Regions from separate parts of the Homo sapiens genome. Here region 2 is linked to region 1. A link is an interaction called in ENCODE POLR2A ChIA-PET data of the cell type or tissue named here. Cell type or tissue: GM12878. All regions are shown on one strand. Links, peaks and the distances in the headings refer to the core of each region. The heading gives the core; the rest is flanking DNA.

Evidence for each region. Peaks named below come from ENCODE experiments on the same cell type or tissue, not always from the same donor. Only the 100,000 strongest peaks of a DNase experiment are listed, where the experiment ranks them.
Region 2: POLR2A ChIA-PET joins it to region 1 with 5 read pairs; 3 of 35 experiments call an interaction of 5 or more read pairs at or near these places.

What each region holds. Positions count from the first base shown.
Region 1 is chr19:11,927,342-11,943,321 of GRCh38, reverse strand. All of the region lies in intron 1 of ZNF700 (zinc finger protein 700), which reads right to left. It also overlaps a transcript of ZNF69 not described here. Among named protein-coding and RNA genes, the nearest start is that of ZNF700, 10 kb to the right of the region's middle. In GM12878, for the core only: no CTCF peak of the experiment used is centred there; no DNase peak of the experiment used is centred there; H3K4me3 peaks cover 273 bases.
Region 2 is chr19:12,149,129-12,165,108 of GRCh38, reverse strand. It overlaps ZNF625 (zinc finger protein 625), which reads left to right and starts at 8,375. Exons shown (of 4, transcript NM_145233.4): 1 at 8,375-8,553. The coding sequence starts at 8,551. ZNF625-ZNF20 (ZNF625-ZNF20 readthrough (NMD candidate)) reads left to right here and starts at 8,378. Exons shown (of 8, transcript NR_037802.1): 1 at 8,378-8,553. ZNF136 (zinc finger protein 136) reads right to left here and starts at 2,013. Exons shown (of 4, transcript NM_003437.5): 1 at 1,903-2,013. The coding sequence starts at 1,905. RefSeq lists enhancers at 1,913-2,072, 2,083-2,172, 8,349-8,458, 8,021-8,712 and a silencer at 8,689-8,858. In GM12878, for the core only: no CTCF peak of the experiment used is centred there; a DNase peak (open chromatin) is centred at 8,228; H3K4me3 peaks cover 1,924 bases; H3K27ac peaks cover 1,364 bases.

The DNA.
Region 1 (15,980 bases), core at 521-4,520:
AAGGAGGGGTCTATGGAAAATTTAACCTAACCAATTGCTGTCTGCATATAAATAATCAAGGGCAAGTAGTCAAAAACATAGTTAAGGACATAACAAAGTTGGCACATGTGCCTGTACAGCTTTGGCATGGGTTTAATCCTAAATCTGTATTTGGAAAATGGTTTCCAGCACTAGGAGGATTTAAAACACTTATAATAGAAATAATAATAATAATAGAAACCTGCTTGTTACTCCCCTGCTTGCTACCTGTGCTCCTTCAAATAATGAGAAGCTTTGTCACTACCTTGGTCCACCAAAATGTTTCAGCACAAGTGTATTACATTAACCACTATTGATCTGTCTTGCAGGAAGACCTAGGTAGTAAGGATGAAAGTGAGAACTCCCATTAATAAGTGAGATTCTCAAAGGGGGGAATAAGGAAGGAGACCACCTCTCTTATTGTCTCATACCTCAGAACAAGAAAGAGGAAGCAAAAGTTAAAGGAAGGCAGAAATGAGATCAATAGTCAGACAGCCCGGTGCCACACCCCAGGCCTGGTAGTTAAAAATCAACTCCTGACCTAACCACTTGTATTATCTATAGATTCCAGACATTGTATGAGAAAGCACTGTGAAAGTCTTTCTGTTCTGCTCTGTCCTGTTACCGATGCATGCAGCCCCAATTACACACTCCATCCTTGTTTAATTGATCACGATCCTTTCATGTGGATCCCTGTGTAAGCCTTCAAAAGGGGCAGGAATTTCTCTCTCTCTGGGAGCTCGGTTTTTAAGACGCAAGTCTGCTGACGCTCCTGGCCGAATAAAGCCACTTCCTTCTCTAACCCAGTGTCTGAGAGGTTTTGTCTGCGGCTTGTCCTGCTACAAATCCAGGGAGAAAAACGAGCTGCCTGGGCTGTCCCTAATGTCTCTTTGGACTGTGGGTCTGTAGCACCTGTCATAACGGAGTCCTATGAATTAATAGGCAGAAAAAAGTTAACATTAGCAGTCCTGAGGCTGTGTTTCCTTGAAAATGCCTGTTCCCAAAGTGTAATCTTTGATGACATTGTTAGAGAAGGCAGATAGCTAGCCAAGAGCAGGAGGGGAAGTCCAGGGGAAAGCCCACACCCCCAGGGACCACCCAAAACAGGCATGCTAGATATAAGCAGAGAGGAGGGGAAACACCTAAGTAGAAAGAAACATCCATTATGATGCCCAGGAATCATTCACTTTGCAGTTATCCTGTCAGAATGCAGCTAGATAGATGCTGGTAAGAAGGGCAAAGGAAAGGGGACATTCCTAAGCAAAACCTGGCACCCTAAGTGCACAAGAGGCCAAACGAGAAACTCCTAAGAGATACCAGGTGTAATAAGCACAGATTCAACCACTATACAACCTTCCTGGGGTGGCAGTAATGAGCAATGCAGCCACCCACATATCCACTGACGGCTGAATGGATAAACAAAATGTGGTAAGTATATACATACTGAGAGGTGACAGCATGCTGGCAGTCCTCACAGCCCTCGCTCGCTCTTGGCGCCTCCCCTGCCTGGGCTCCCACTTTGGCGGCACTTGAGGAGCCCTTCAGCCCACTGCTGCACTGTGGGAGCCCCTTTCTGGGCTGACCAAGGCGGGAGCCGGCTCCCTCAGCTTGCAGGGAGGGGTGGAGGGAGAGGCGCGAGCGGGAACTGGGGCTGCGCGCGGCGCTTGCGGGCCAGCTGGAGTTCTGGGTGGGCGTGGGCTTGGCGGCCCCGCACTCGGAGCAGCCGGCCGACCCTGCTGGCCCTGGGCAATGAGGGGCTTAGCACCTGGGCCAGCGGCTGCAGAGGGTGTACTGGGTCCCCCAGTAGTGCCAGCCCACCGGTGCTGCGCTCGATTTCTCACCCGGCCTTAGCTGCCTTCCCACGGGGCAGGGCTCGGGACCTGCAGCCCATCATGCCTGAGTCTCCCACCTCCTCCATGGGCTCCTGTGCGGCCCGAGCCTCCCCGATGAGCGCCGCCCCCTGCTCCACAGCACCCAGTCCCATCAACCACCCAAGGGCTGAGGAGTGCGGGCGCATGGCGCGGGACTGGCAGGCAGCTCCACCTGCAGCCCTGGTGCAGGATCCACTGGGTGAAGCCATCTGGGCTCCTGAGTCTGGTGGGGACGTGGAGAAACTTTATGTCTAGCCCAGGGATTGTAAATGCACCAATCGGCACTCTGTATCTAGCTTAAGGTTTGTAAACACACCAATCAGCACCCTGTGTCTAGCTCAGGGTTTGTGAATGCACCAATCGACACTCTGTATCTAGCTACTCTGGTGAGGCCTTGGAGAACCTTTATGTCTAGCTCAGGGATTGTAAATACACCAATCGGCACTCTGTATCTAGCTCAAGGTTTGTAAATACACCAATCAGCACCCTGTGTCTAGCTCAGGGTTTGTGAATGCACCAATCGACACTCTGTACCTAGCTATTCTGGTGGGGCCTTGGAGAACCTTTATGTCAACACTCTGTATCTAGCTAATCTGGGGGGGACGTGGAGAACCTTTGTGTCTAGCTCAGGGATTGTAAACGCACCAATCAGCGCCCTGTCAAAACAGACCACTCGGCTATACCAATCAGCAGGATGTGGGTGGGGCCAGATAAGAGAATAAAAGCAGGCTGCCTGAGCCAGCAGTGGCAACCCACTCGGGTCCCCTTCCACACTGTGGAAGCTTTGTTCTTTTGCTCTTTGCAATAAATCTTGCTAGTGCTCACTCTTTGGGTCCACGCTGCTTTTATGAGCTGTAACACTCACCACAAAGGTCTGCAGCTTCACTCCTGAAGCCAGCGAGATCACGAGCCCACCAGGAGGAACGAAGAACTCCAGACGCGCTGCCTTAAGAGCTGTTAACACTCACCACGAAGGTCTGCAGCTTCACTCCTGAGCCAGCGAGACCACAAACCCACCAGAAGGAAGAAACTCTGAACACATCCAAACATCAGAAGGAACAAACTCCAGACACGCCACCTTAAGAGCTGTAACACTCACCGCAAGGGTCCACGGCTTCATTTTTGAAGTCAGTGACACCAAGAACCCACCAATTCCGGACACAATACATTGAAATATTATTTATACTTAGAAAATAACATCTTGGCCGGGCACTGTGGCTCATGCCTATAAGCCCAGCACTTTTGGAGGCCGAGGCAGGTCGATCACCTGAGGTTGGAGTTGGAGACCAGTCTGACCAACATGGAGAAACCTTGTCTCTACTAAAAATACAAAATTAGCCAGGTGTGGTGGCACATGCCTGTAATCCCAGCTACTCAGGAGGCTGAGACAGGAGAATTGCTTGAACCTGAAAGGCAGAGGCTGCGGTGAGCCGAGGTTGTGCCACTGAACTCCAGCCTGCTGTCTCAAAAAAAAAAAAAAGAAAACGTCTTGTTACATACTACAACATGCGTGAAACCTCAGGATAATTGCAATAAGCAAAATACAATAGAATTCATCTTACAGAACTTATGTAGATTTGTCAAACTATCTCAAGTGTACGTGTAAAATTCCTTAAGCTGGTAAGTTTTAAGTTTTGTTTTCCAATAAGTAATGATAATAAATCATGGTAGCAGCCAGGTGTGGTGACTCATGCCTATAATTCCAGTACTTTAGGAGGCCAAGGCAGGTGCAATTATGGAGGTCAGCAGTTTGAGACCTGCCTGGCCAACGTGGTGGAACTCCATCTCTACTAAAAATACAAAAATTAGCCAGGCGCAACAGCATGGTACTGGTACCAAAACAGAGATATAGACCAATGGAACAGAACAGAGCCCTCAGAAATAATACCACACATATACAACCATCTGATCTTTGACGAACCTGACAAAAACAACAAATGGGGAAACGATTCCCTATTTAATAAATGGTGCTGGGAGAACTGGCTAGCCATATGTAGAAAGCTGAAACTGGATCCCTTCCTTACGCCTTATACAAAAATTAATTCAAGATGGATTAAAGACTTAAATGTTAGACCTAAAACCATAAAAACCCTAGAAGAAAACCTAGGCAATACCATTCAGACATAGGCATGGGCAAGGACTTCATCACTAAAACACCAAAAGCAATGGCAACAAAAGCCAAAATTGACAAATGGGATCTAATTAAACTAAAGAGCTTCTGCACAGCAAAAGAAACTACCATCAGAATGAACAGGCAACCTATAGAATGGGAGAAAATTTTTACAATCTACCCATCTGACAAAGGGCTAATATCCAGAATCTACAAAGAACTTAAACAAATTTACAAGAAAAAATCAAACAACCCCATCAAAAAGTGGGCAAAGGACATGAACAGACACTTCTCAAAAGAAGACATTTATGCAGCCAACAGACACATGGAAAAATGCTCATCATCACTGGCCATCAGAGAAATGCAAATCAAAACCACAATGAGATACCATCTCACACCAGTTAGAATGGCAATCATTAAAAAGTCAGGAAACAACAGGTGCTGGAGAGGATGTGGAGAAATAGGAACACTTTTACACTGTTGGTGGGACTGTAAACTAGTTCAACCATTGTGGAAGACAGTGTGGTGATTCCTCAAGGATCTAGAACTAGAAATACCATTTGATCCAGCCATCCCACTACTGGGTATATACCCAAAGGATTATAAATCATGCTGCTATAAAGACACATGCACATGTATGTTTATTGCGGCACCATTCACAATAGCAAAGACTTGGAACCAACCCAGATGTCATAGGCTAGATTAAGAAAATGTGGCACATATACACATGGAATACTATGCAGCCACAAAAAAGGATGAGTTCATGTCCTTTGTAGGGACATGGATGAAGCTGGAAACCATTATTCTGAGCAAACTATCTCAAGGACAGAAAACCAAACACCGCATATTCTCACTCATAGGTGGGAACTGAACAATGAGAACACTTGGACCCAGGGAGGGGAACATCACACACCGGGGCCTGTCATGGGGTAGGGGGAAGGGAGAGGGATAGCATAAGGAGATATACCTAATGTAAATAACGAGTTAATGGGTGCAGCACACCAACATGTCACATGTATACATGTGTAACAAACCTGCACATTGTGCACATGTACCCTAGAACTTAAAATATAATATTAAAAAAAAATCAGCCAGGTGTGGTGGTGTGTACCTGTAGTCCCTGTTACTTGGGAGGCTGAGGCAGGAGAATCATTTGAACCTGGGAGATGGAGGTTGCAGTGAGCCAAGATCATGCCACTGCACTCCAGCCTGGATGACAGAGTGAGACTCCGTCTCCAAACGAACAAAAAACGACAAGAATGAATAAATAGAGGCAGAAAAGGTATCTGACAAGCCTTAGCCCATTTATGAGTAGTGTTCCATTTTTGGAACGCTAAGCATGTGGGAGTTATTTATATCCTACTGTTCAAGGTTATTGCCAAAGTCTGATTTCTCACACATCTGCAATTCAAAAAATTGCAATCTCCAGCATAAATGGGTTAATATCTCCTCATGATTAAAAACACTCAATGAACTATACAAGAGAAGATTCCATAAGATGACAGAGAGGCACAAGGAACGTAGAAAAATCTATAGGCCAGGTGCGGTGGCTCACACTTGTAATCCCAGCACCTTGGGAGGCTGAGGCAGGCAGATCATGAGGTCAGGAGATCGAGACCATCCTGGCTAACATGGTGAAACCCCGTCTCTACTAAAAATACAAAAAATTAGCCAAGCGTGGTGGTAGGCACCTGTAGTCTCAGTTACTCGGGAGGCTGAGGCAGGAGAATGGCTTGAACCTGGGAGGTGGAGGTTGCAGTGAGCCGAGATGGCGCCACTGCACTCCAGCCTGGGTGACAGAGCGAGACTCTGTCTCAAAAAAAAAAAAAAAAGGAAAGAAAAAAAGAAAAATCTACTATAAAGACATGTATTAAAAATTCAAAACCAGAGGCCAAGGCAGACAGGTCATTTGAGCCCAGCAGTTCGAGACCAGCCTGGGCAACATAGGGAGACCCCGTCTCTGTAATAAAATAAATAAATAATTAGACATGGTGGCATACAACAAATGGTACTGAAACACCTGGATTAGCAAATGCAAAGAAATGAATTAGATACAGAACTTCACCTTTTACAAAACTACCTCCTAATGAATCATTTACTTAAATGGAAAATGCAAAACTCACAACTTCTAGAACGTAACACTTGTGAAAACCATGACAACCTTGGATTTGGCAATAAGGTTTCACACACAACACAAAAAGCATGATCTGTGAATGAGAAAATCGATAAATTGGACTTCAAAGTAAAACTGTCAGTACTGGGACCAAAACAGATATATAGACCAATGGAACATAACAGAGGCCTCAGAAATAACACCACACATATACAACCATCTGATCTTTGACGAACCTGACAAAAACAACAAATGGGGAAACGATTCCCTATTTAATAAATGGTGCTGGGAGAACTGGCTAGCCATATGTAGAAAGCTGAAACTGGATCCCTTCCTTACACCTTACACAAAAATTAATTCAAGATGGATTAAGACTTAAACGTTAGACCTAAAACCATAAAAACCCTAGAAGAAAACCTAGGCAATACCATTCAGGACATAGGCATGGGCAAGGACTTCATGACTAAAACACCAAAAGCAATGGCAACAGAAGCCAAAATTGACAAATGGGATCTAATTAAACTAAAGAGCTTCTGCACAGCAAAAGAAACTACCATCAAAGTGAACAGGCAACCTATAGAATGAGAGAAAATTTTTGCAATCTACCCATCCAACAAACGACTAATATCCAGAATCTACAAGGAACTCAAACAAACTTACAAGAAAAAAACAAACAACCCCATCAAAAAGTGGGCAAAGGACATGAACAGACATTTCTCAAAAGAAGACATTTATGCAGCCAACAGACACATGAAAAAATGCTCATCAACACTGGTCATCAGAGAAATGCAAATCAAAACCACAATGAGATACCATCTCACGCCAGTTAGAATGGCAATCATTAAAAAGTCAGGAAACAACAGGTGCTGGAGAGGATGTGGAGAAATAGGAACACTTTTACACTGTTGGTGGGACTGTAAACTAGTTCAACCATTGTGGAAGACAGTGTGGCGATTCCTCAAGGATCTAGAACTAGAAATACCATTTGACCCAGCAATCCCACTACTGGGTATATACCCTAAGGATTATAAATTATGCTACTATAAAGCAATATTCACTATTCACAATAGCAAAGACTTGGAACCAACCCAAATGTCCACCAATGATAGACTGGATTAAGAAAATGTGGCATATATACACCATGGAATACTACGCAGCCATAAAAAAGGATGAGTTCATGTCCTTTGCAGGGACATGGATGAAACTGGAAATCATCATACTCAGCAGACTATCACAAGAACAGAAAACCAAACACTGCATATTCTCACTCATAGGTGGGAACTGAACAATGAGACCACTCGGACACAGGGCAGGGAACATCACACACCGGGGCCTGTCAGGGGCTGGAGGGCTGGGAGGAGGATAGCCTTAGGAGAAATACCGAATGTAAATGACAAGTTGATGGGTGCAACAAACCAACACGGCACATGTTATACCTATGTATCAAACCTGCACGTTGTGCACATGTACCCTAGAACTTAAAGTATAATTTAAAAACAAAACAAACAAAGTAAAACTGTCTGTTTTGGAAATGACTTTGTTAACAGAATAAAAAGGTGACAGACTGGGACAAAATAATTGCAGAACGCCTATCTGGTGATGGACTGGTATCCAAAAGGTATGAAGAAGTCCTAAAATTCTATAAGAAAAAAAACAACCAATCAAAAAAGAAGCAAAAAGCCAGGCACAGTGGCTCATGCCTATAATCCCGGCACTTTGGGAGGCTGAGGTGGGTGGATCATCGAGGTCAGGAGTTCGAGATCAGCCTAACATGGTGAAACCCAGTCTCAACTAAAAATACAAAAATTAGTTGGGCCTGGTGGTGTAAGCCTATAATCCCACCTACTCTGGAGGCTGAGGCAGATGAATCACTTGAACCTGGGAGGCAGATGTTGCAGTGAGCCGAGATTACACCACTGCACTCCAGACTGGGCAACAGAGCCAGACACAGTCTCAAAAAAAAAAAAAAAAAAAAACAAGATCTTTCCAAGTATACCTCCCCACAAAGACAGTAATTTTTTTTTTTTTTTTTTTGAGACGGAGTCTCGCTCTGTCGCCCAGGCTGGAGTGCAGTGGTGCCATCTCGGCCCACTGCAAGCTCCGCCTCCCGGGTTCATGCCATTCTCCTGCCTCAGCCTCCCAGTAGCTGGGACTATAGGCGCCCGCCACCATGCCTGGCTAATTTTTTCTATTTTTAGTAGAGACGGGGTTTCACAGTGTTAGCCAGGATGGTCTTGATCTGACCTCCTGATCCACCCGCCTTGGCCTCCCAAAGTGCTGGGATTACAGGCGTGAGCCACCGCACCCGACCAAAGACTGTAATTATGGCAAACATATGACAGGATGCTCTACATCACGTGTCATTAAAGAGCGAAATGAAAACAGGCCGGGCGCAGTGGCTCACGCCTGTAATCCAGCACATTGGGAAGCCGAGGCAGGTGGATGACCTGAGGTCAGGAGTTTGAGACCTGCCTGGCCAACATGGTAAAACCTCATCTCTACTAATAATACAAAAATTGGTCAGGAGAGGCAGCGCACGCCTGTAATCCCAGACACTCTGGAGGCTGAGTCAGGAGAATCGTTTGAACCTGGGAGGCAGAGGCTGCAGTGAGCTGAGATTGCGCCATTGCACTCCAGCCAGGGAAACAAAAGCGAAACTGCATCTCCAAACAAACAAACAAACAAACAAAGAAAAAAAGAAAAAAAAGAAAACAATGAGGCAGCAGCAAATACCTGGTGCAGTAGCTAAAATCCAAAACACTGACACTTCCTAATGCCAATGACAATGAACACTCATTCACTATCGATGTGAATGGAAAATTCTACAGCCAATTCGGAAGACAGTCTGCGGAGGTCTGAAGAAAATAAGCATGGTCCTACTGATTCAGTAGTCTCAATCCTACAATATTGACCCAAATGAACTGAAAACTGATGTCCACACAAAAGTCCTCCCACAGACGTTTTTAGCAGCCTTACTCATAACTGCCAAAAACTAGACTCAAACAAGGTGAGTCTTTTTTTAAAAAAAAATAGATGAGGTCTCACACTGTATCTACCAGGCTGTTCTCTAACTCCTGGCCTCAAGCAATCGTCTCACCTCTGTCTCCCATGTAGCTGGGAATTTAGGGATGAGGCATCACACCAGGCTCAAGATGAGCCTTTCAGTAGGTGAATAAAGAAACTATGGTAACACCCATCCAACGTAATGTTACTCAGTGATGAAAGAAAATGAGTGGCCGGACATGATGGCTCACAAGTGGAATCCCAGCACTTTGGGAAGCTGAGGTGGGAGGATCACCTGAGCTGGGGTGTTTGAGACCCTGTCTCTAACAAAACAAAAACAAATTTTTTTTTTTTTTTTTTCTGAGATGGAGTCTTGCTCCGTCACCCAGGCTAGAGTGCAGTGGCGCCATCTCAGCTCACTGCAAGCTCCGCCTCCTGGGTTCACACCATTCAAAAACAAAATTTTTTTTAGATAAATAAATAAAAATAAAAAATACATGAGTTGTCAAGCAACAAAGGTATCGAGAGACCTTCAATGCATATTTTTACATCGAGGAAGCAAGTCTGAAATGGCCACTTACAGCATCATTCCAAATATTTAATATTCTGGAAAATGCAAAACCGAGGCAGGAACATTATCATTTGTTGCCAGGGATAAATAGGGGTGGCAGAAGAGGGAGGGGAGAGCTATGATTAGGAAGAGCACAGGGGATTTTGAGGCCTGTGACACGCTTCTGTATAAGACTGTGATGGTGGATACATGACACACGTAGTTGTCTTAAACCACAGCCCAAAAAGAGTGAAGTTTCATGTAAAAGATGGACTTTAGGTAATAATAATATTGGCTTCTTCAATTTTCATCGTGTTCACATGTAATATATTCTTGCATCAATTATAGGATACACTACACACAGTCAATATGGTTTCCTTGGTTTAAAACATTTTTTTTTTTTTTGAAACAGGGCCTTGCTATGTTGCCTAGGCTGGCCTCCAACTCCTGAGTCCAAGCTATCCTCCCATTTCAGCCTCTCTAAGTGGTAGAATTACAGGTATGAGGCACAGCACCTGGCCAGTCAAGATGTTTAAAATAGGGGGAACTATGAGCTTGGAAGAAAAATGAGGGAACTCTGGATTATCTGCTCAATGTTTTGGGTAAACAACCACTGTTCTAAATAATAAAATCAACTAAATAAGAAAGTGAATTAACTATCATTCCATGTAAGGTTCATAACTGAGTTTAAATAAAATCCAATATAAAATATCACATATTGGCCGGGTGCAGTGGCTCACGCCTGTAATCCCAGCACTTTGGGAGGCTGAGGCAGGCGGATCACGAGGTCAGGATATTGAGACCATCCTGGCTAACACGGTGAAACCCCGTCTCTACTAAAAATACAAAAAATTAGCCGGACGGGGTGGCGGGTGCCTGTAGTCCCAGCTACTTGGGAGGCTGAGACAGGAGAATGGCGTGAACCCGGGAGGCGGAGCTTGCAGTGAGCCGAGATCACGCCACTGCACTCCAGCCTGGGCGACAGGGCAAGACTCTGTCTCAAAAAAAAAAAAAAAAAAAATCACATATTGGTTTGCATAAAAAACATGCAAAAATAAAATATACTGATGTGGATGGGTACCCAGGTTGGGGAAGTATAAAGAAAAGTAAGGCAGTTATCGTTCACAGTACTGACTCCATCAATATTTGGATTCATTGTGCAACTCTTTTATGTATTTTGTGCATATGTAATACTTTTAGTTAGTTTCTAGAATGCACACTCTATACAGAAATAAATCTCAGTGAATTTTAATTATCAGCAACAACAGCATAGCATATTGAAACTAATTTTTTTGTGTCTTTTCTTTTTTCTTGAAACAGGGTCTCGTTCTGTTACCCAGGCTGGAGTGTAGTGGTGCAATCATAGCTCACTGCAGCCTTGAACTCCTAGGCTCAACAGATCCTTCCACCTCAGTCTCCTGAGTAGCTGGGTCTACAGGCGCACATCACCATGACCAGGTAAGTTTTTGTATAGACAAGGTTTGCCATGTTGCCCAGGCTGGACTAATTTATTTTCTTTCTTTTTTTTTTTTTGAGACAAAGTTTCACTCTTGCTGCCTGGGCTGAAGTGCAATGGCACGATCTTGGGATCTTGGCTCACTGCAACCTCCACCTCCCAGGTTCAAGCGATTCTCCTGCCTCAGCCTCCTGAGTAGCTGAGATTACAGGCCTCTGCCACCACGCCTGGCTAATTTTGTGTTTTTAGTAGAGATGGGGTTTCTCCATGCTCGTCAGGGTGATCTTGAACTCCTGAACTCAGGCTATCTGCATGCATTGACCTCCTAAAGTGTTGGGATTATAGGCGCGAGCCACCGTGCCTGGCCACTAATTTTAAAACTAATTTTCTTGAAGTCCAAAAAAGTCTCAAGAAGGATAAAAAATGATTATTATGCAAAAAGTTTATACTGAAAAACATCAGTATAAAATGCAATAAATGGAAAAATGCCATGTGTCCTTAAAAGGAGATTAAGTATCACTATGATGTAACCTCTCTGAAATATGCCTACAGTTATATTTTATGAAATTTACAGTGCAGTTTGTTTCCCTCACTAAAATTAAGAAAAAGGTACTTCTAAAGACTGAAATAGAAGACAATGACTAAAAATAGACAAGATCCTCTATAGAATATTGTTGGGAGGTGTTATGGCATGAATATTTGCATCAATCCAAAAAAATCATACATTAATAACCTACTCCCAATATAGTATTAGAAGGTGACATCTCTGGGAAGTAATTAGGATTAGATGAGAGCATAGGAGTAAATCCTTTCTGAATGAGATTAGTGCTCTTATAAGAAGACACAGGAGAGCCGGCTTCCTCTCCTCTGTCATGTGAAGAAACCACAAGAAGACGATCATTTGCAAACCAGGAAGCGGGCCCTTGCTGGACACTAGATCTGCCAGCTCTCTGAAGATGGACTTCATGACCTCAAGAACTGCCAGAAATAAATGTTTATTCTTTAAGTCACCCAGTCTATGGTAATTTGATATAGCAGCCCAAGATGACTAAGATAGAGAGGCACTATCCCTACTACACACTGCAGCTTTGTACTCTATACTAATTAAGAGAAAGTGGTATTAACAGACAGATGGAAAGATAGACCAATGGAAAACAGCAAATTGTGAAACGAGGGCATCTATGTTGTTTTTTTTTTTTTTGAGACGGAATTTTGTTCTTGTTGCCCTGGCTAGAGAGCAATGGCGCAATCTCGGCTCACTGCAATCTCCACCTCCCAGGTTCAAGTGATTCTCCTGCCTCAGCCTCCCGAGTAGCTGGGATTACAGCCATGCACCACTATGCTTGGCTAATTTTGAATTTTAATAGAGATGGAGTTTCACCATATTGGTCAGGCTGGTCTCAAACTCCTGACCTCAGGTGATATGCCAGTCTCAGCCTCCCAAAGTGCTGGTATTACAGGCGTGAGCCACCACACCCAGTCTGGGCATCTATTTAAGGTAATGTGAAACTATGACAAACCAGGTATTGTCAGCCAATGATACAAGTGGTGAACACTTAACAGAAAAAGCAGGGACAAATGGTTATCTACAGGAGAATAATCAATCCACTACCTGTCATCTCCATATACAATAATTTAATTAATTCTAGAGTTGCCGGTTATAGTGAGTTCTTATATTGATATGTTACCTTAGCATGCATTTTGATTATAGATTTAACATTCTCATAACAGAAGTAAACTTTACTCAAACTCAACAGAGTTTCCAGTTCTACACCTCCTCCCAGTTCCTCCATGTGGTCAACTCACATATATTTGTTCCACAACTGCATTCTGGTGACCACCTCCCTGTAGGACAGCTAAATACAACCTTGTTGGGGTGGCCTTTCCTTGTCTTTTGGGATATTTCTCTCTTCACAGTTGAGACAATCCAAAGGACAGGAATCATTTCTGTTTTTCCTCAATAGCAACATCCAATTAGCTGATTGGCCATGTGTCTCCAATTAATGGAAACTGAAGTTAGGAGAGAGAAGGTGAGCACCCACGAACTGGGTATCTAGATGAAAAGTATACCAGGCATCTCCTCCACCACTAGTCATTCAGCTGCTCCCTTGGGAGGCCCCACTCCCCTAGGCACAGATACCCACTAGACCCTCCAAGAGACATGGCAATTGTGGGGGTCTTGGGTCAGCTACAGGCAGTTCTAAAACTCAAAATCTGGAAAAGATAGGAGGGTGTACTGAAGACATATCACCCTGCAAAGTTTCCATAAAGGAACCTCATCCCAAAGACATCCTGATAAGGTGTCTGTGTCTAGGAAAGATAAAAGGAGGAGAGGCAGAAAGGATTTTTCAGGCAAATGTCTAGTGGTTATTCTCTGCTTTCCTCTCATGTGAAATGTTCAGAAACAGATTTCACTGCAAGCCCTTGAAGAGTTAGGCTGTGGTATGAGGGTGGAGGATTTGAGATCCGGCATCCCATATATTTGGAAAATATAAGGGGGAACCAGTTGCCCTGGAAAGTGTGGAAAAATTTAAATAACAAGCAATGAGACTGAACTGTGTGTAGTGTCCTAAGGTCCTACCTAAGGACCCTGAAATCGAATTTAAATACAACTCTCAGAAATTACTAATGTATAGGGAAATAAAATTCATGCTTAATCAGGCACAATTTACCTATTACCTTGGAATTACATACCTAGAAATTTTCTACCTACATAGGCTGTTTGAACAAATGAGTCAGGCCGGGCGCAGTGGTTCACACCCGTAATCCCACCATTCTGGGAGGCCAAGGTGGGTGGATCACTTGAGGACAGGAGTTGAGACTAGCCTGGCCAGTGTGGTAAAACCCTGTCTTTACTAAAAATACAAAAATCAGCTGAGTGTGGTGGCACATGTCTGTAATCCCAACTACTTGGGAGGCTGAGGCAGGAGAATTACTTGAACCCAGGAGGCGGAGGCTGCAGTGAGCTGAGATCGCGCCTGCACTCCAGCCTGGGTGACAGAGTGAGACCCTATCTCAAAACAAACAACAAAAACAACAAAGTAATTCAAAAATTTAAGCTGGTAGATCTTTAAATTATCTTGAAGCAATGTGATCATGGGGTTGAGTGACCTGACACACAGCTTTCACATAGCTAGCTGGAATCCTCCATTCCCTGATTACAGATTCGCCTTCTTTCCTACCTATAGCGTTTTGTAAAATGTTGTAAATGACTGAAGGGAAACAGGAAAGACCCTTTCCCTCTCCACTATTTTTTTTAACTTATATTAATATGATTTTTCACAAATGAGATGGGGTCTCAATATGTTGCCCAGGCTGGTCTTGAACTCTTGAGATCAAGCCATCCACCTGCCTTGGCTTCCCACAGTGCTGGGGTTACAGGTGTGAGCCATCCTACCAGGCCCCTCTTCACTACTGATCTCTGTAGTAAGACTACAGAGACTACTTTCTTTTTTTTTTTTTTTTTTTTGAGACGGAGTCTCGCTCTGTCGCCCAGGCTGGAATGCAGTGGCGGGATCTCGGCTCACTGCAAGCTCCGCCTCCCGGGTTCACGCCATTCTCCTGCCTCAGCCTCCCAAGTAGCTGGGACTACAGGCGCCCGCCACTACGCCCGGCTAATTTTTTGTATTTTTAGTAGAGACGGGGTTTCACCGTTTTAGCCGGGATGGTCTCGATCTCCTGACCTCGTGATCCGCCCGCCTCGGCCTCCCAAAGTGCTGGGATTACAGGCGTGAGCCACCGCGCCCGGCCCAGAGACTACTTTCTCACACAAAGATTTCATGGCTATCAGATTGTCTTCAGATGGAATGTTAAATTCACTCTTAAATTGAAAAGGAAATAAAAACCAGCTAGAAAGAAAAGAAAACAAGCTCTGGGGGAAAAAAGTAAACCATTACGAATTAAGTTGTTAGCCAGGTGCAGTGGCTGATATCTGTATCTGTAATCCCAGCACTTTTGGAGGCCAAGGAAGCAGGACTGTTTGAGGCCAGGAGCCAGAGACCAGCCTGGGCAACATAACGAGACCTAACCTCTGTAAAAAATAAAAAATTAGCCAGGTGTGCTGGTGGGCAATTGTAGTCTTAGCTACTTGAGAGGCGGAGGTGCTTGAGCTGGGGAGGTCAAGGCTGCAGTAAGCCATCATCGCACCACTGCTCTAGGCTGGGTCACAGAGCAAGATACTGTCTCAAAAAAAAAAAAAATTGTTGTATCTCATACATCAGCCTTCTATGGAAAACATAATCCTGTTACATTTATTTGCCTTTTGCCTATACAAGTGTTAGGGAAGCAGGTGCCTAGGGGAGCCAGAGTAACACCAATTTAAGTTCAGCTCCATCTTGACACTAACAAGAAACACTCCTTGTCAGTCACAACCCATGATCACAAAATGTTTCCCATGAAGAAAACAGCCTGAAGATGCCTGCAAGTATCCTTACACTCCCACAACAATAGAATGTCCTGATGTCCCAATACCTATAACAATATGTGCTTTCAAGATAATTATAGTTATGTTTTAATGCACTTGGGTGCTAAAATGTAAAGGATAGTTTTCTTTAAATCAACAGAGTAATAAATTTTGTGATGCTGTCAGCCCACATGCACATAGGCACAGGTAGTTTATTCTTTACATAGAAAAGATCCCTACATAAGAAAAACTTAAAGACAGTACGTTCCTCCACTTGCTGTATGAGGATGCCCTACTCTGAAACAGAGAAGCTTTTTCTTTCTTTTTCCTTTTCTATTTATTTATTTATTTATTTATTTATTTATTTATTTATTTAAATAGAGACAGGGTCTCGCTGTGTTGGCCAGGTTGGTCTTGACCTCTTTCCTGTTTGTTTTGGTTTTTGAGATGGGGTCTC
Region 2 (15,980 bases), core at 5,810-9,809, 220 kb before region 1:
AGGAATCATTTCCGTCTTTTCCCTTGTCGACCTAAAAAGTAGAGGCTGAAACACAAAATATGACCCAAAGTGTCTGAAAAAGGGGGACAGGATGTGGGCTGATACAAAGTTGTTTGTCAGGAATTCTCACTGATTTACAGAAGTAACATTGATAAGCGCGTGGCTATGCACTGTTAAGCTATAGGGTGTGGGTTCCAGGGTCCCGTGTTGCATTAGTAAGTTGATTATACCTACTTGTGGCAATAGCAGTTTCAAAAGATGAATTCATAGCTTCAGGGAGTTAGAAGGTGATTGCTGTATCACTTGAATGTCTCTATGTGCCCGTTCATTTAAAAGGACCCACATTTATCAGACGAAAATTATTTTTTTGAGGCCGGGTACAGTTACGCCTGTAATCCCAGCACTCTGGGAGGCCAAGGCAGGCGGATCGCGAGGTCAGGAGATCAAGACCATCCTGGCTAACAAGGTGAAACTCCGTCTCTACTAAAAACACAAAAAATTAGCCGGGCGTGGTGGCATGCGCCTGTAGTCCCAGGTACTGGGGAGGCTGAGGCAGGAGAATCGCTTGAATCCGGGAGGCAGAGGTTGCAGTGAGCCGACATCACGCCACTGCACTCCAGCTTGGGCGACAGAGAGACTCCGTCTCAAAAAAAAAAAAAAAAAAAAAAAGTTATCTGGGAGTGGTGGCGCAAAACTGTGGTCCCAACTACAGGGGAGGCTGAGGCAGGAGAATCGCTTGAACCCAGAAGATGGAGGTTGCAGTGAGCCGAGATCACGTCACTGCACTCCAGCCTAGGCGACAGAGCGAGACTCTTTCAAAACACACAAAAAATTTTCTTTTCTCAATCCTCAATACCAGCATCTGATTGGCTGACCACCAGTGTGTCTCCAAAGGATGGAAACTGGGGTTGGGGGAGGAAAAGCTGAGTGCCCCCAGAGGTTGGCTATTTAGAAGCAGGGTATGCTAGATTTATCCTAGTCCCAGGGCATTCTCCCAGCCTTCTATTTCAACTGTCCTCTAGGAAGACTCACCCAAGACCCAATATTCACTAGATCCTCCAAGAGACTTGGCAGCTGTGGGCAGCTTGAGTCAGCCCCAGACAGTTTTGAAACCCAGAACCAGGAAAAAATAAATAGGAGGGGGCGCTGAAGGCATATCACCCTGTAAAGATTCCAAAGGGGAACCTCAACTCAAAGACATTCTGATGAGGTATCTGTGCATAGAGGAGACAAAAGGACAAGCACAAAGGTTTCTTACAGCGGAGTGTCAAGGCTATGAACAGAAAACAAACCTTGATGAAAGAGTAATCCATTGCTTTGTTGAAAAATAAACAATGAAAGCACAATATCTGAAATGTAGAATATAGGAGAAACGGTTGCTAATGTCGTGAATGGAAGGGGAGAGGTTGGCGTTTGGAAAAGCGAAAAGAGAACAGGAAATTTGGGGATTTACTGCAAGCCCTGGAAACAGCAGGCTGGGGGACAGAGTGAGGATTTGGGACCCTGCATCCCATACACTTAGAAAACTCAGGGAAAAACGGGTGTCCTCTGTGGAGAGAAAAGGAACTGGGAACCTCATACACCACAGCTCCTTCCACGCACAAGTCAGGATTTCCCCCACCCCATGACCCTCGCGTGGGCCCCGCACAATCTGAAGAGACTTGGGTCTTCGGGGCCGGGGCCGCAATCGCGGCACAGGGCGGGACGAGGACGCCCGGGGTCCCGGCTGCCGGCCCAGCCCCACCCTGAGGCCGAGGGTACCAAGGGCTGAGCTGCGCCAGAGGGACTCGGTACGCAGACCCAGAGTCGCCCACGGGAAGGCCCGGGCCGCGCCACAGCCAGTTCCGGTCGTCCAACCAGCCCCTCCTCCCTGTCTCGGGACGCAGGGCCCGACACACTCACCATTTCCTGACTCCCGGGTGTCCCAGCTTCCTCCCTCCGGATCCCAAGGCAGGTACAGGAAACCGCGCCACAGAGACTCCAGGCGAGCCACTCTGGGCCTCTGGGACTAGCGAAGCGAAACCAAGTACGGCAGACGCGAGAAATGAAAATCCCGCGAGAAGGTTGAACGTCTGCAGCTGCGTCCCCGACGGCGCGCCTGATTGGACCGATCGCAGAGCTCCTCCCCGGTGCCCCTGATTGGGTACAGCTTCGGGCTCTGCCCCCTGCATCTTGACAGATGTGAATGACAGGAGATGTGAAGCATAGATGAGTGAAGCGGGAATGAGGGGTCTTGGCCCCAGCCCTCAAACGCAGGGTGGACTTCTTCCCCTCGTCCCCTTCACTGTACTTGGTCTGCGGGGGATGGGGAGATGGGAGATACTTGCATTTTAGCAGAACTTAATCCGGGTTTACCAAAGGAGATACTTCCTGTACTCAGTGGGTCATTTCTTCATCTACCTCTTGCATGAGGAGTCACAGGTGTGCGCAGGGAGTTCCAGGCAGGACTGGAACAGAAGAAAGGGCGTGATATTCCCAGGGATCGGAAATTTGGGATGAGGATATGGGAAGCGTGCCCAAGGCTTTCTCATACCATACCTCTTTATCTCTCTCTATTTTTTACTTTATTTACTTATTTATTACTTTATTTACTTATTTATTACTTTATTTATTTATTTGAGACAGGGTCTAGCTCTGCCACCCAGGTTAGAGTGCAATGGCATGATCATAGCTCACTGCAGCCTCCATCTCCTGGGTTCAAGCGAACCTTCCGCTTCAGTCCCCTGAGTAGTAGAGACTACAGGTACATGCCACCAAGCCCGGCAAATTCTTTAATTTTTTGTAGAGACGGGATTTCGTTTGTTGTCCAGGCTGGTCTTGAACTCCTAGCCTCAAGTGAACCTCCCACTTTCGCCTCCCAAATCAATCTACTCATTTTCACCCAAGAAAATAAAAAACTGCCAACAAGTGAATAAAATTATTAAATACATGGAAAAACAAGTTCTATTTCCGTAATCTGTAAAGAAATCAAAAGGGAAGTAAAGCGAAAATTTGAACTAGCTCAGATAAGCAGGGCACTTCAGAACATTTAAAAAGGAAAAGATGAATTCAGAAGGTAGAACATATTCCCAAGCTTAAGAGTCAGTGACTGCTGAAGTGGAGCCACAGAGTACATTAGACCCTGATGATGAGGCAGGAAACCTAAGGATTTAACTCTGGGAGCTCAACATGCCCTCCTGTCACAGCATCACAATGTGGGAACGCTCCCTCCTTCAATACCTTAATAATTTACACCAGCAGAAAACTCTCACCTGTGGTCAATTTAGGCCCCTTGAAATTCCAACCTCTCTAGCTCATAAACCATTTCTCTGGAACGCTACCTAAATGAGTCTCTAAATATGATCTTTACATATTTTCTTCATATATACAAATTACAGCCTGACTGCAGCAACTCTATACATAGAAAAATCAAGGCCGGGCACAGTGGTTCATGCCTGTAATCCCCAACACTTTGAGAGGCCGAGGCGGGCGGATCACTTGAGGTCAGGAGTTCAAAACCAGCCTGGCCAAGATGGCGAAACCCCGTCTCTACTAAAATTACAAAAATTAGCCGGGCGCCTATAATCCCAGCTTCTGGGGAGGCTGAGGCACAAGAATCGCTTGAACCCGGGAGGTAGAGGTTCCAGTGAGCCGAGATCGCGCCACTGCACTCCAGCCTGGGTGACAGAGCAAGACTCCGTCTCAAAAAACAAAAAGTTTTCCGGAAAACTACCTTGGGAAACTAGAGGTACAACCTCAGAAAGGAGAGAAACCCGCACGTGCATTTGCCTGTGAAGTTCCTGCTTTCCAGGGCTCTGCAGCTTCTCAGAATCCACACTCCTGGAGCTGGAGCTGGAGCTGTTCGGAGCAGCTGGAGACTACCTACAGGGGAAGGCAGGCTGCCCAGGAAGCAATCGGGGGAGCTCCCTTTCCCTCCCTTTGCAGGCTCCAGATTAGTCTCAGTGTGGATCACCGGCCTCAGGCTATGCTGCCCCCTGCAAGTTTTCCACCTGCTTTTCACCCACATTGTTCAGTTCCACGAGGCAAACACCCTCAATCCCAGTGTTCGAAAGAGAATCCAGCAGAGTCCCTGCTTTCCTCCTGTGTTTACCGTAAAGTAGAAGAGAAAAATTTCAAGACAGTTTTAAGTGGATTTTAAAACTGGCAAATAATTATTCCTTTGATAAAATGAAGAAGCCAGCAAACTATTATTTCGACATTAACAAACTGTTATATAAAACCACTAATGAAGGTCGGGCGCGGTGGCTCACGCCTGTAATCTCAGCACTTTGGGAGGGCGAGGCGGGCGGATCACCTAAGGTTAGGAGTTCGAGACCAGCCTGACCAACATGGAGAAACCTCGTCTCTAAAAGTACAAAATTAGCCAGGCGTGGTGGCGCGTGCCTGTAATCCCAGCTACTCAGGAGGCTGAGGCAGGAGAATCGCTTGAACCTGGGAGGCGGAAGTTGCCGTGAGCTGAGATCACACCATTGCACTCCAGCCTGGGCAACAAGAGCAACACGGTGAAACTCTGTCTCTACTAAAATACAAAAAATTAGCTGGGCGTGGCAGTGTGCGCCTGTAGTCCCAGCTACTCGGGAGGCTGAGACAGGAGAATTGCTTGAACCCCAGAGGCAGAGGTTGCAGTGAGTTGAGATCGCGCCACTGCACTCCAGCCTGGGCGACAGAGCGAGACTCCGTCTCCAAAAAAAAAAAAAAAAACTAATGAAATATGGACTCTCTTCTGCTTCAGCAGCTCCCTGACCTTCACAGTTGATGGTTGTCACCAGGTGCTCTGTGTCAGGAGATGTACATGTGCAGTTTAGCCATTGAAAATTCTCTCTTAAATCGGGCGCGGTGGCTGCGCTAGGGGGACTCCAGTCCACCGGTCCCGAAGTCGCCCCGGACAGGCCTGGGTCCCGTCACAGCAGGTTCCTGTCCAGCACCTTGCTCCACAGTCTCGGGACATCCCCCCAGCACTCACCATTTCCTGGCTTCTGAGGTGTCTATGGTTCTCCTTATGTCTTTCGTGTTCATTGCAAGTCACAGCTGGAAAGAAGCTGCAGCGAAGCCACCTCTGGTGCTTCTCAGAGCAGCATAGACCTGACACCCACTGTGGGCGGGTGAAAGGAACGCCTCGCAGTTTTATGGAGCTTCGCGGCCTCCTCCCAGAGCCGCGCCTGATTGGACAATTTGCACAGCCACACCCCCCCGCCCCTCCTGATTGGACAGTGCCACGGGCCCCGCCTTCTGGGAGGCGGAGTGAGAGGAGAATTTAACACCTGGCTGAGTGGAGCTTGAATGAAAGGTTCTAGGCCCGACATGTGGCTCACACCTATACAATCCCAGGACTCGGGGAGGGCTGGAAAGGAGAACTGCTTGAGGCCAGGAGTTCAAGACCAGCTTGAGCAACGTAGTGAGACCTCATCTCTAAAAAAAAAAGAAAAAAAAAAAAAATTAGCCCAGCCTGGTGGCCCTGCAACTATAGTCCCAGCTACTTAGCAGGCTGAGTAAAGAGGATTGCTTGAACCTTGAAGGTAGAGGCTGCAGTTAGCTATGATCAGCGCACTGCACTCCAGCCTAGGTGACAGAGTAACACCCTGTCTCGAAAAAAAAAAAAAAGAAAAGAAAAGAAAAGAAAAATATAGATTCTAGCCACAGCCGGATTTCCTCCTTGCACTGCAGCCTGGCCCCCACCCTGGGGATACTGGTATTTCAGAATATGTTTCAGGCTTTCCAGAGCTGACACTGTTGTCTTCCTGTACTCAGTGGGCCCTTCTTTCAGGGGAGGTGGGGGTGGGGGGAGGGGGTTTGAGGTGGGGAGGTTGTCTGCCTTGAGGTCTAGTCAGGCCAACACTGGAAGAGGAGAGAGGCCTGATGTCGTCAGAGATTATAAATTTGGGATGAGGGATAGCCAAAGATTTTTCATACTTTATCTCTCAGTCTACTCATTTTCACTCAAGAAAACAACAAGCCAACAACAGAATAAAACTAAGTGCATGGAAAAGCTGGAATTATATGGCAGCTATATATATACACATATATATACATATATGTGTATATATATACTTATATATGTGTTTGTATATATACACATATATGTGTATATATACAAACACATATATAAGTGTGTGTGTGTATATATATATATATATATATATATATATATATATATATATGTTTTTTTTTTTTTGAAACGGAGTCTCGCTCTGTCGCCCAGCTGGAGTTCAGTGGCACAATCTCAGTTCACTGCAACCTCCATCTCCCGGGTTCAAGCGATTCTCCTGCCTCGGCCTCCTGAGTAGCTGGGATTACAGGCGTGTGCCACCACGCCCGGCTAATTTTTGTATTTTTAGTAGAGACGGGGTTTCACCATGTTGGTCAGGCTGGTCTCGAACTCCTGACTTCGTGATCCGCCCGCCTCGGCCTCCCAAAGTGCTGGGATTACAGGCGTGAGCCACCGCGCCCAGCCGGCAGCAATATTTTATAAAGGAATCAAAAGAAAAGTAAAGCAAACATTTGAAGTAGTTCAGATAAGCAGCCTGCTTCATGCACAGTTCACAAGGAAAACCCTCTGTCAGAAGGTAAATGATATTTCCAAGCTTGGAAGCCAAACTGTGACTGCTGAAATGGAGCCCCCCAGGGCGGGTCAGTCCCAGATGATGAGGCAGAGAAAATTAAGGATTTATCTGGGAGTTTGAAATGCCCTTCTGTCCCCTCCTCAGTTTAGAAATTATTCTCTCCTTTAAGACCTTCATTTTCACCAACAGGAAGCTCTCGACTTGAGTCAGTTTAAGCTAAATTTACTGTTAAATTCATAAACCCGCAGGGCGCGGTGGCTCACGCCTGTAATCCCAGCACTTTGGGAAGCCGAGGCGGACGGATCACGAGGTCAGGAGATCGAGACAATCCTGGCTAACACGGTGAAACCCCGTCTCTACTAAAAATACAAAAAATTAGCCGGGCGTGGTGGCAGGCGCCTGTAGTCCCAGCTACTTGGGAGGTTGAGGCAGGAGAATGGCATGAACCCGGGCGGGAGGCGGAGCTTGCAGTGAGCCGAGATTGCGCCACTGCACTCCAGCCCGGACGACAGAGCGAGACTCCGTCTCAAAAAAAATGATAATAAATACAATAAAATAAAATAATAAATAAAAATTCATAAACCCTTTCTCCAGGAGGCATCCCAAATGGGTCTTGCTCTAATTCTGACCTTCACAGATTTTCTTTTTCTTTTTCTTTCTTTTTTTTTTTTGAGACAGTCTAGCCCTGTCGCCCAGGCTGGAGTGCAGTGGCGCAATCTCGGCTCACTGCAAGCTCCGCCTCCCGGGTTCACGCCATTCTCCTGCCTCAGCCTCCCGAGTAGCTGGGACTATAGGCGCCCGCCACCGCACCCGACTAATTTTTTGTATTTTTAGTAGAGACGGGGCTTCTCCGTGTTAGCCAGGATGGTCTTGATTTCCTGACCTCGTGATCCGCCCGCGTCGGCCTCCCAAAGTGCTGGGATTATAGGCGTGAGCCACCGCTCCCGGCCGTAAAGATTTTTAAATAATAAAAACAGGGGTCTAGGGTGGGGGGATGTGGGAGGGATAACATTAGGAGATATACCTAATGTAAATGACGAGTTAATGGGTACAGCACACCAACATGGCGCATGTATACATATGTAACAAACCTGCACATTGTGCGCATGTACCCTAGAACTTAAAGTTTAATAAATAAAAATTAAAAAAAAAAAACAACAAAACAGGGGTATTCTTGTGTTGACCAAGTTGGTCTTTAACTCTTTACTTTAAGGGATCCTCCAGTCTTGGCCTCCCAAAGTGCTAGGATTACAGGCGTGAACCACCGCACCCTGCCTGTGTTCAGGTCACAATCTCTTCTAGCTTGGATAAAGGGAAAGAAATAAAGGGGGAGAGGGCATGGTTTCATCAATGGAGATTCTCTGCAGATGCAAATTCCCCCCCTCCAAAGACAGCTTTGCCAGTCCACTTTTTTTTGCGGCCGAGCCACAGCCATTTCAAAATCTGTCAAATAAATATATTTTGGCGTAAAATATTTTAATTTCCTTCACCTCCACTGGACTCTGAGTCTGGAATTTCCTGTGCAAGACAAAGGAGCAGGGACAGCCCATTGAGTGAGGAAGACAACGGTACCCCCTCTAGCAATTCGGAGCAAATTTGGCTGAAATGCAAATACCCAAAGAGCAAGACGCAGGGAGGGAGCTCGCTTAGATAATCTGTGGTTGGAACAGGTCATTTCGGTTCTGCCGGGCCTTGTTACCCAGGGCTTCCGCTGTCACTCAGGACCGATGGGACGGGGACTGGAGCCTCATCCAATCAGGGGCGCTGGGGCGGGGTCCTGCCAACTGTCCATCCGGGGAAGGGGAGGCCGCATTCCCGCTTTCCTGACTCCCAGGCGTCTTGCACCAAAGGGAGGTCGGGATCTCGGTTTTCCGGCCCCGAGAGGGACCAGGTGCCTCCGCCATAGCTTCTGTCGCTCCATCGCCCGCACTGTGACTGGACTGTTAGAGGGATCCGTGGAGAGGAGGCCAGGACACCTGGAAGCCGGGAAATGGTGAGTGTGCGGGGCCGGGGGTCCCGAGACGGGGGAGGGGCCGGGAGGAACCGGCTCGAACCGGCTCTAGCAGGACCCAGGCCTTCCTGCAGCGACTTCGGGTCTGCAGAGCGGAGTCCCCCTGGCGTAGCTCGGCCCTCGGTCCCTTCGGCCGCAGGGTGGGGTTGGGCCGGCAGCCGGGACCCCAGGCGTCCTGTCCCGTCTCTGCGCTGCGACTGCGACCCCGGCCCTGGCCCCGGCCCCGGAGCCCTCTCTGGGGAGCTCCGCGCCCGTAGTCCCGCGTCTCCCCAGATTGTGCGGAGACCACGGGAGGGTCATGGAGGCAATCCTGCCTCGGGTGTGTGGTTCGTGTGGGAGGAGCGGTGGGCTGCGGGGTCCCCAGTCCCCCCTTTTTTCCTGAAAAACTAAATTGAAGGCCAGGCGCAGTGGGTCACGCCTGGCAGGTTGAGGCGGGGGGATTGCTTCAGCCCAGAAATTCGAGACCAGCCTAGGCAACATACCGAGACCCTAGTTTCTATTAAAAATAAATTTTTAAAAAATGAGCCGGGCGTGGTGCCGCCCACCTGTAATCCCAGCTACTGGGGGGCTGAGGTGGGAGGATCGCTTGAGGGAGGAGATTGGGACTGCAGTGAGCCGAGATCGCGCCACTGCACTCCAGCCTGGGCGACTGAGCGAGACCCTGTCTCAAACAAAACAAAACAAAAACAACAGCAACAAACTAAACTGAGTCCTCTTAAAAATTAAAGAGTTTTGCTTCTCAGAATAGGAGTTTGAAAAAAATGAATGAGAAATGTTTCCTGAATGAGAAACACCCAGTCATGGCTTGCAGTTTGATAACGGAAAGAGCAAAACTCTGCAAAATAACTTGAACTATGTTCTACGCCGAATATGAGAGAACGTGACCAAGGGAAACAACCGCATGTAGCCTCGAGTAAGTGGTCCCCAGGAGGTTCGATGGCAGTTTGGTTTTATTCATTTCAGCGAGACAGGAATTGCAGGGAAAAGATCAATCAAGGCATGGAAGGCTGACAGGGCAGGACACGTAGAAGCGGGGCTTAGAAGGCACAGGTGGTTGAGGGATTCTGTAGTTGGCAGTTGGCTGAGAGTGTGAAGTTGTGTCTAAAATTTGAAAGGGGTAGGAAGGAATGTTTAAGTGAAGGGAGTCTGTTACCTGCCACGTGATTCCATCCCCACCAAAAAACAGATATGTTTCACTAGATTTTATGAATTCTAAGGCGTGACTTTACCCTTGCCTTGCATGGCCTTAGGTCTTGTTTGCAATTTAGTATTTATTGGTACAAAGGGTTTCTTTGCAGGTTTTTTTTTTTTTTTGAGATGGAGCCTCACTCTCGCCCAGGCTGGAGTGCAGTGGCGCAATCTCGGCTTACGGCAACCTCCGCCTCCTAGGTTCAAGCAATTCTCCTGCCTCAGCCTCCCAAGTAGCTGGAATTACAGGTGCACGCCACCATACCCGGCTAATTTCTGTATTTTTAGTAGAGATGGGGTTTCACCATGTTGGCCAAGCTGGTCTCAAACTCCTGACCTCAAATAATCCGCCTGCCTCCGCCTCCCTCCGCCTCCCAAAGTGCTAGGATTACAGGACTGAGCCACTGTGCCCGGCCTCTTTGCAGGTCTTATGTCTATTTTAATATGAATGTGGGTCAGTTGCTGTGTCTAAACTCCAGAAGGGAGTATGGAGTGTCTGATCTCCCTTACTAATGTAACTGGGAACTTTCAGGTTTTTGGGGGGCCTCCCCTTGGTAAAGAGCCACTCAGTTGACTTGATTGGGGTGGGATGGGGAGCTTAGGTTTTTATTTTTAGTTTACAGGTTGAAGGATAGGCTTTTATATGGTGCATTAGAATAAAAATCAAAAAATACTTTATTGGTTACAGTGATGTAGTCGCCTTGTTTGGATTTTTCTACCTTAAATGATTGAAATGATCAGATTCCTATTATAAGGAGATTATTTAAGTGAAAATCTGAGAATTGCCATTCAAGAAAATACAGACTCTAGGGAAATGGGCTTAGAACTCCGGAGCTAAAAGTTAAACTCTTGACCTAGTGCAGTGTCCCACACCTGTAATCCCAGCTTTGTGAGGCTGAGGCAGGATGATTGCTTGAGACCAGGAGTTGGAGACCAGCCTTGGTAATACAAGACCCATGTCTAGAAAAGAAAAATAGAAAAATTAGACAGGTGTGGTTGCACCCACCTGTAGTTCCTGATACAAGGGACACTGAGGCAGGAGGATCACTGGACCCCAGGAGTTTGATGCTGCAGTGAGCCATTATCAAATTTGACATTCCAGCTTAAGACACTGTGATGGCCATGAAGTCTTTGTGTGAGAAAGGTAAGAGGAAAGTTAATCTATAATGAAGATCAAGAGAAAAGAGGCCCTTCCTGGCTCTGTTCAGGCATTTTCAATATTTTACAAAAGAATATAGGTAAGGGCTGGGCGGGGTGGCTCACGCCTATAATCCCAGCACTTTGGGAGGCTGAGGCGGGTGGATCACAAGGTCAGGAGATTGAGACCATCCTGGCTAACATGGTAAAACCCCGTCTCTACTAAAAATACAAAAAATTAGCCGGACATGGCGGCAGGTGCCTGTAGTCCCAGCTACTCGGGAGGCTGAGGCAGGAGAATGGCGTGAACCCGGGAGGGAGAGCTTGCAGTGAGCTGAGATCACCCCACTGCACTCCAGCCTGGGGGACAGAGCAAGACTCCGTCTCAAAAAAAAAAAAAAAAAAAAGAAATATAAAACTAACATAAGTCTTTTGCCTTTTTGTATTTCTGCCTCAGTTTGTACACCGGTATGGGCAGTGACAGTCTATATGCCTGCCAGAATCACTGCATGTATTTTTTTTTTTTTTTGACACAGAGACTCCCTCTGTCACCCAGGCTGGAGTGCACTGGCACAATCTCAGCTCACTGCGACCTCCCCCTCCCAGGTTCAAGCGATTCTCCTGCCTCAGCCTCCCAAGTAGCTGGAATTACAGACCTGCGCCACCATACCCGGCAATTTTTGTATTTTTAGTAGAGACAGGGTTTTGTTATGTTGGCCAGGCTAGTCTTGAACTCCTGACCTCAGGTGATCCACCCGCCTTGGCTTCCCAAAATGCCGGATTACAGGCATGAACTACTGCACCCAGCCGTGCATGTGTCTTTACTATAAATCTGGAGGGCTTTTCTTTTTTTTTTTTTTTTTGAGATGGAGTCTCACTCTGTCGCCCAGGCTAGAGTGCAGTGGCGCATTCTAGGCTCACTGCAACTTCTCCCCCGAAGTTCAAGTGATTTTTCTGCCTCAGCCTTCCAAGTAGCTGGGATTACAGGCTCCTGCCACCGCACCTGGCTAATTTTTGTATTTTTAGTAGAGACGGGTTTCATCATCTTGGCCAGGTTGGTCTTGAACTCCTGACCTCGTGATCCACCCACCTCGGCCTCCCAAAGTGCTAGGATTACAGGCGTGAGCCACCGCGTCCCGCCTAGGCTTTTGTTTTCTGACCTGGTTGGCCTAGTAGCATCTCCTTTCTCAAGCTGAGTAGAAGGCATGAGAGCAGACATCCTTGTCTGTGTCTCATCTTTGGGAGAAAGCAGTTAGTCCTTCACCATCACGAATGAGGGTAGTTTTGCATTTTTTATATATACCTTATAGTAAGTTAAGGAAGTTACTTTGTATTATTAGTTTATTGAGTTGTTGTTGTTTTTTTTTTTAAGATGGAGTCTCGCTCCGTCATCCAGGCTGGGATGTGCAATGGCATGATCTCGGCCCACTGCAACCTCTGCCTCCTGGGTTCAAGCGATTCTCCTACCTCAGCCTCCTGGGTAGCTGGGATTACAGGCGCATGCTACCACGCCCAGCTAATTTTTTGTATTTTTAGTAGAGACGAGGTTTTACCGTGCTGGCCAGGCTTGTCTCGAGCTCTTGACCTTGTGATCCTCCCGCCTTGGCATCCCAAAGTGGTGGGATTACAGGTGTGAGCCACTGCACCCGGCCGAGTGTTTTTATCATGAAGAAATGTTGAGGTTTGTCATATGCTTTTTCTGCATCTATTATGATGTTCTTGTGTTGTTTGCTGTTGATCCTATACTATTATGGTGTATTGCATGAATGGATTTTCAGAGGTGAGAGCAGCATTGCTTTCCTGAATTGAATGCCACTTCATCACGGGTATGATATTGTTATAGGATTCTCTTTTCCAATATATTGGTGAGGTGTTTTCTTTTGAAATTTAAAGGAGATATTCATGTACAGTATTTTAATAGAATCTAGCATTATCTAGTACAGGATATAGTGTGTGTGTATATATATACACATATACATGTACATATGTTGCATTTATATACAGTATATGGTTTAGTTATGGTAGGTAATTGGTAAATATTACATGTAACGTGTATATGATATATAAGTGCCACATATAAACGGTATTAGCCTATATGGCATTATACTGTTATAGTGTAAATTTATATACTTTTATCCTCCATAGTATAGTGAGTTTCATTTCCTTATTAGCCTGCAGAATACACCAGTCTCATTCTCCTCTGGGAACAAAGGAGAACCTCACCCTCTTGTTGCTACAGAATGTGCCACCCAAAAATATTCATGATCTTAGGTTTAGGAAGAAGAGGCTATAATATGACAAGAGAAACACTAGGAACAGAGAAAAAGTATGTAATTTTGACTACATTAAAATTTAAGCTTTTCTGTTTTGAAAGACACAATGAAGAAATACAGGAGTATGGTCAAGGTTAGTGGTTCACATCTGGAATCCCAGAACTTGGAAGGCTGAGGTAAGGGGATCTCTTGAGCCTAGGAGTTTAAGACCAACCTGGGAAGCATAGTGAGACCATGTCTCTACAAAAAATAAAAAAAACTGGCCAGGCGCGGTGGCTCACATCTATAATCCCAGCACTTTGGGCGGCCGAGGCGGGCGGATCACGAGGTCAGGAGACCGAGACCATCTTGGCTAACACGGTGAAACCCCGTCTCTACTAAAAATACAAAAAATTAGCCGGGCGTGGTGGCGGGGCCTGTAGTCCCAGCTACTCGGGAGGCTGAGGCAGGAGAAAGGCGTTAACCCAGGAGGCAGAGCTTGCAGTGAGCCGAGATCGTGCCACTGCACTCCAGCCTGGGCGACAGAGCGAGACTCCGTCTCAAAAAAAAAAAAAAAAAAAAATTACCCAGGTGTGGTGGCATGCTCCAGTGAGCCCAGGTACTCAGAAGGCTGTGGTGGGAGGATTGCTTGACCCCAGAGGTTGAGTCTGCAGTGAGCTGTGATTGCACTACTGCACTCCAGCCTGGATGACAGAGTGAGACTCTGTCTCAGACAAAAGAAAAAAAAAAAAAAAAGAAATACAAGAGTATAGCTGATCTTAGCAGCTGAGCAGATTCAAGCCTGGTTACTGCATGGTTTATAGAATGCATGAGAATACTGCTTGCTATAGGCTTAAAAAAAAAAAGAAGAAATAAATTGCAAAGAGTATTCACCAAATGGAAGAAAAACTTGAAAATTCTACACCTGGTCCTCACATATATCCATCTCAGTTGGAACCTCAGTCTCCTTTATGACACAAGGTAAGGGCTGAATTGGCAAACAGGACTCCCAGGCATTGTGTCCCATCACTGCAGGAGGCGAGCTCCACCGTAGAACACTGTCTGGGTAATGGTGTATCCACAGTCCCCCATCTCACCCAGTTTATGGAGTGACAACAAGGAGTGGTCATGAGGAGAGAAGTCTGACCCAGAGTTCTGGATATGTGAGTGGGAGATACTCTCAGGACACCCTCCTTCCTTCCCACAGGGAGAGAGCATATTATCCCCTATGCATTCCAGACTTGTGAAGCAGGGTTTCAAGTCTAAGTCCCTGTCCCTTGTAAAAAAAGATTGTACTGAAATCGTGTTAAAAATGTCAAAGAAGGCTTTATTCAGGACAGTTGTGATGTGGGTCATGAGAACTGTAATATGGGAGAGAGATTGACCTCAACCTTGCATGCAGCAACAACAGTATTGAACCTATAGTTCAAGGGTAAATTGAGGGAGAGGATGGAACTTGGTGAGGTATCAAGGGTTACAGAAGAGAAAGCTGATGAGTTATGAATAGGGGTAACAGAACTTCATTGGGTATCACGTTTGGAGGGGCCAGGGTGGGGTTTCTCTGAACTCCCTTAGAAGGATCTTTGCTATAACTGGGTTTTGTAGGACAAGGTCAAAGCCTTGTCAAAGAGGGAGTCCTTGAGACCCCCACAGCTACCTTTTCATGGGGACAACAACAAATCCTTACATTTCTGATTCCCTTCCCACATTCCAAAGCACCCATCTCCCCTCTCTAATCGACATCTTCATCAGTGTGTCCACCATGATGTATTTGAAAGAGCTGTAGTATTTTGTTTTTCATTTTTCCACAGAGCCATGAATGGCTGCATTGGAAACTTTTCTATTTTGTTTATGAATACTTTTCATGAGAGGAAAGCACTCAATAACCACCGGAAACTTTGTTGTGTAAAATACTTAGGTCGGGCCGGGCGTGGTGGCTCACACCTGTAATCCCAGCACTTTGGGAGGTCACAGTGAGCAAATCACCTGATGTCAGCAGTTCAAGACTAGCCTGACCAACATGGAGAAACCCTGTCTCTACTGAAAATACAAAATTAGCCCGCAGTGTTGGTGCATGCCTGTAATCCCATCTACTCGGGAGGCTGAGGCAGGAGAATTGCTTGAAGCTGGGAGGCAGAGGTTGCAGTGAGCCAAGAGCGCGCCATTGCACTCCAGCCTGGGCAACAAGAGCGAAACTCCGTCTGAAAAAAAAAAAAATACTTCTGCCGAATGATTCCTGATGTTGAACCCTTTTTCACGTGCTTACTTGTCACTTGTATGTATCTTTGAGAAACGTCACTGAAATACTTTGCCCACCTTTTAATCAATTAGGTTTTTACTTGGTATTTTATTAATTTTAATAATTATAAAGTAAAAAACTTAAATTTTACCAGCTTATGCAATTTTAACTGTACAGTTGATTTAGTTAGACAACTCTACATAACTTTAATCATACTGTATTTTTCTTTTGGTGACTACCTTGGCTGTTAGCATAGTATCCTAAATTTTCATGCTTGTTGTAACAACGGACAGGTTGTTATTTTAAAAGATTAAATAATATTCCATTGCATATATATATATATACCTATCACATTTTTGTTATTCATTCAGCAATCAATGAATGGACAGGTGGATTGATGCAGCTCTTGGCTACTGATTTTTTTTTTTTTTTTTTTTTGAGACTGAGTCTTGCTCTGTCGCCAGGCTGGAGTGCAGTGGTGAGATCTCAGCTCACTGCAACCTCCGACTCCCTTGTTCAAGTGATTCTCCTGCCTCAGCCTCCTGAGTAGCTGGGATTACAGGCATACGCCACCGCCACCACACCAGCTAATT